Linked DNA regions of Homo sapiens: region 2 is linked to region 1. A link is an interaction called in ENCODE POLR2A ChIA-PET data of the cell type or tissue named here. Cell type or tissue: PC-9. All regions are shown on one strand.

The links. ChIA-PET counts read pairs that join two places held together with the same protein. Peaks named below come from ENCODE experiments on the same cell type or tissue, not always from the same donor. Only the 100,000 strongest peaks of a DNase experiment are listed, where the experiment ranks them.
Region 2: POLR2A ChIA-PET joins it to region 1 with 7 read pairs; 1 of 35 experiments calls an interaction of 5 or more read pairs at or near these places.

The regions. Positions count from the first base shown.
Region 1 is chr6:108,796,757-108,799,256 of GRCh38, reverse strand. No RefSeq gene overlaps it. Among named protein-coding and RNA genes, the nearest start is that of LINC00222, 46 kb to the right of the region's middle. In PC-9, no CTCF peak of the experiment used is centred here; a DNase peak (open chromatin) is centred at 986; H3K4me3 peaks cover 1,231 bases; H3K27ac peaks cover 1,942 bases.
Region 2 is chr6:110,138,035-110,140,534 of GRCh38, reverse strand. The region is part of intron 3 of WASF1 (WASP family member 1); the gene reads left to right. Among named protein-coding and RNA genes, the nearest start is that of WASF1, 40 kb to the left of the region's middle. In PC-9, no CTCF peak of the experiment used is centred here; no DNase peak of the experiment used is centred here; H3K27ac peaks cover 64 bases.

The DNA.
Region 1 (2,500 bases):
GGGGCGGATTTGCCCGGAAACAGGCATCTTGCCTTTATTAACTTACCCCGTCATTAACAGTAATCAGCATTGTCCGCTCCATCTAATTCTTACTGAGCACCTGTGTATGTGGTGTTGCGTGGCCTGTCCCTGAGAGACCCTAAGGACAAATGCATCCTCTCTTGTCCCAAAGCCAGCTTCGTCAACAGGAGGTGCTTTGGAAAAGTAGTGTGAGCAGGGCCAAAACCAACCAAAGCCAACACGATTTTTAAAAGTGCGGTGTGTGTGCAGGTGAATGTCAAGCCCTCACTGGTAAGAAGGTGCTCTCGGGGCCCTCTCCTGCTTCTTCAGGCCTCCCCCAACCCAGGCCCCTAGGAGCACAGCCAGATTTCCTCCCTCATTCTGCAGTGCAACAAGGCTCTCGCCTCAGTGCACTGAGCCCGCTCCTGCTGCGGGAACCCAGGCTGGAGTGTGAAACCAGCTCTCTGCCTGCCGCAGGGACTGTTATCACCGCTCCCCACGCTGCTTCCTGTCACGTATCCTGTGCCAATGCTGTGTCAAGCCCATCTTACATTTTTCAAAGTGTCTTTAGCATCATTTCCTGAGCCTGAACATTTGCTCGTCCTGCAAAACAAGAACTCATTTTACAAAGTTTCACTCAGGATTATTAGGACCACAGAGGCAAGAGTAAACACTATTCTCTTATCAGCAAGAGAGACAGAGAGCCCAGCTTTGCTGTGACACTCCAGTAATTTGCAAACCAGAGCAGGTCTGTGTGTTTTTATCTAAGTAGAGAGACCTGCTCTTCCAGTTAAAAAAATCATATTAAAAATTACACCATTCCCTCTCCCCACATAATTTAGCATCAGATAATTTTCTGCAGTGATTCCTCCTTTCTCGAGGGCTGCGAGGAGGCAGCATGGAGGTGCCAGGAGTTTGGCTCAGTGTACAGGTGGCCGGCATGTTAGTCTCAGCCCAGCTCACTGTAAATAATGCAGCCTGACAAGATTTCTCCTTTCCTTTCACCTTTCGCCTAACTCTTTCAGCCCGCTCGCTTACATCATCCTGGTTGGATTTAAATAGCTAACTGTGCCATGTTCTCCTGGACACAAACCACCGGACTGGCCACCTCCGTAGCTAGCCTCTACCTAGTAGAGCTCTGGGGCCAATGGCTGCCAGAGCTCAGCGCTTGCTGGAGTCCAGTGAATTTTCTGTCACTAAGGGAGGGAAAAACGTAGAGGCACAGGAGGTCTGTTCATGCATGGGAATACTTGCATGCCTGGGCAATGAGTTGTGTTGTGTGAATCTTACTATGTCCTGGGTATAAAGGGAAAAGATAATGTGCATCCTTTGTTCCCTCCTATTAAACTATAACTAGATGATACATTCAAACTCAGTGGTTAACTTATGAAATGATTTCAGCTCAAAAGATGGGTAGAAAATCTCTGGGAACTGCAACCTTTCCCTTTTCATTTTAAGGATATGTTAGCTACATTCTTGCGGCAGTGCAATGTTGCATGAATATCAAGCTGAGTTTAACTCCACTATGCTCCACAACAAACGCTTTTAATTATTTTAACTTTTAAGTAATGAATTATGAGTTGAGAAGTCTGCTAAGCTGTTGTCTTCAATAAGAACTCTTGCAAAGAAAAAGGCTAGAAGACAAAAATGACTGAAGAAGTTAAGGGTGAGACTAATGTAACCCACTGGAATCACATCATTCTAGAATTTTAATTAAGTAAATCTAAAAGCACTAGAGAGCCATTTACACAAATAATAGGCTGAAAGTTACCAAGCTGTGTTTAATACAGCAATCATTGTTCAAAGGAAAACCAGAAATCCTTAACCCTATGTGCAACCCCCAAAGAGAATGAATGCAGTGGGAGCAGGGGTTGAGGCACAGAGAGAACTCCTGGCTTCCCACTCAGAAAAACATTATGAAAATCCTTGCAGAAGGTATGAGGCCTGAGATAAAGCATAATGGAAACAATACATGTGCATAGATACACGGTATGCCTTTACAAATACATTAAACCACAATCCACTTAAATGATAAGAATGAAACTGAAAGCTCATTCCATCTAATAAGGAGTAAAACAAATCCCTGTAAAGTCACTTGTATGACAGGATACTTGGGATAGGCTACATGATCTTAGCAGTCACCTTTGAGCTAATTCGGGCCTTTTGCCAGGCCAGGCCTGCATATCTCATTGATTAGGGCAAAACACACCAAAGAACTAAATTTAGGAACACGCAGGTGATTGGTTAGAAAAACCAGTCCACTCTGGACACAGCTGAGCCCACTAGATGGAATACATTTACAATCCTAGCAGCATTTGAGTACAGGCTTCCAGATTTCAAAGCAAAATTAGATAACTCCCTTATTCCAAATAAATTAGCAATAACTCATGACTTCAGTGACCTCGCACTTCAGTGCTTCCTAAATGAAATGTGATTTTCCTTGTTGAGATGTAATAATGCTGGGTACGTTGTTAGTTACATTATTTTTTATACTTTTTTG
Region 2 (2,500 bases), 1.3 Mb before region 1:
CAGTCCCACAAGACTGCCACCTCTTGAGATACCAGTTGCAAGTTCAGGCCTCTGGAACTTCTGTTCCTACCCACTTCAAGTTGGGTTCCTATGACTCCCCCTTTGGGTTTGATTAATTTGCTGGAGTGGCTCACAGAACTCAGGGAAGCACTTATACTTACCAATTTATTATTAAAGGGTATTACAAGGAACATAGATAAGAATGCATGGGGCAAGTTATAGGGGAAGGGGCATAGAGCATCCATGCCTTTCCAGGACATACCACTTTCCAGGAACCTCCATGTGTTTACCTCTCTGGAAGCTCTCCAGACCCATCCTTATGAGTGTTTAGGGAGGCTTCATTACATAGACATGATTGAATAAACCTTTGGCTATTGGTGTCAACTTAACATTCAGCCTGTCTCAGCTCCCTGGATGTTAGGGGGATGGGGCTGAAAGTTCCAACCCTCTAATCATGCATTTGTCTTTCAGGTGACCAGCCCCAATCCTACAAAAAAGCAATGCTTTAGATATTCTAAGGAATTTAGAAGTTGTATCCCAGAAAATTGGGTGGAAAGCCAACCAAATAAATATTTCATAATATTACAAGTACAATTAGATGTTTTGAGAGAGCGAGAGGTCATATTCATGCAACTTTTGTTATAGTATATTATTATAATTTTCTATTATTAGTTATTGGGTTATCCTCTTACTGTGTCTAATTTATAAGTTAAATGTTACAGGTATGAATAGGAAAAAACATAGTATATATAGGCTCAGTACTATTTGTGGTTTCAGGCATCCACTGGAGGTCTTGGAATGTATCCTCCATGGATTGGAGGGGATCTGCTCTATTCTTAAAGCAGTGGTGTGGGATGGATTGAATTGGTGGGAGTGGTGGTGTAGATGGAATGACAAGGAGAAAATATAAGACTGGAGGAAGAAAGTCTAGTCTGTCAACCTAAGATAATTGAAAGAATCAGAATCCAGTTTAAAGAGTTTATTCAAGCAAAAAGCTGGGAATAGCCATTCAGGAGATGCAGACTTCAGAGAAATGGGGTCAGTGCTCTGAAGTTAAAAGTTAAGGTTTTGCTTATGATGGCGGCAGCAGCCCGTATGTAGCAGCTGCTGCAAAGATGCTGGCTGCAACGGGGGAGGAGCGGTCAGGGCTGGGAACAGGTGGGAGCCCTGCGCTCTACCAAGTTGGTGGGGTGGGAGCCCTGTGCTACTGGGCACAACTGCAGCCACCCAGCCACGGGCTGTGGTCCTGGCCATCCCCGTGCTCTTGGGGGCCTGGGAAATCTCTTTGCCCCCACAGGCTTGGAAGTGCCTGCTCCCACTCCCTGGTCTCTCCCCGATCCCGGCACCTGTTCCAGGGCAGAGCAAAGTTGTGGCTAAGCCCGGGTGGTGTCACAAGCTGGCCAGGTGTGTGTGTGCTCAAGGCAGTACTGACACACCAACCCCTGCCACCTTGACCCCCTCCAGACTTTGGGTGCCTATGAGCATGGGAGGAAAATGGAAGTGAGGCTGAGGGAAGCTCGGCTCAGGCCTGAAGGCATCTCTCAGCATGAACAGCCTGGGTGCCATGGACAGCATGTTGATGGTGACAGGAGGCAGACAGGCTCCTGAGTGGAAAAGGGTGGGTCCCAAGTGAAACCCCATCTTTAAGCCAGGGAAGGCCTGTAGCCTGGGGGCTGGGCTCTCAGTTCTGTGGACCACAGTGAGAACTTATGGTGTCTTTTCCAAGCCCACCCATGGCCGCCTATGGACCAATCAGCATGCTCTTCCTCCCTTCTGAGCCCATAAAAACTTCAGACTCAGCCAGATTCACACAGACATTGGGACTACTAGCTGCAGGAAGGAGCTACCCACTTTGGGTCTCCTCAACTCATTGGGACAACCTCCCTATGGAGAAGAGCTACCCACTCCTGGTCTCTTCTCTGCTGAGAGCTGGACACTCATTGGGATGATCTGCCTGTGAAAAGGGACTACCCGCTTCCGGTGTCCTGAGAGCTGTTCTGTCGCTCAGTGATGCTCCTCTTCACATGCTTCATTCTTCCCAGACGTGGGACAAGAACTCGGGACCTGCTGAATGGCAGGACTGGAAGAGCTATAACACAGAGCTGAAACATGATCCTCACTTGCCACATTGCAGGCAATGAGAAGAAGAGAAGAGAGAAGGTGAAAATAGCTGTGGCCTTTGGAGATCCCAGACCTAGGAGCTTCCTAAGCCATTGCTGTGACACTCTCTTTGGGGCTCTGCAGTTCCTGGTGTCTACAAGCTTCTGGGCACCACAGTGTTCCCTGGTTCCTGTGGTGGAAGCCACTTGTGGTATACCTAGTCCAGCCGCAGCCTCTCAGGGAGCCAACACCTGTGCCAGCACCTGGAGCTCCCTGCCCCACTGCAGCCAGCATGCTTGGCTATGCACAGTGGCCAGACCCTGTGCTTGCTTACACACCCCTTGCCACTCCGTGCCTGGCTCACCCTTGGCAGGTGTGGGATCCAGGCTGGTAGTATGAG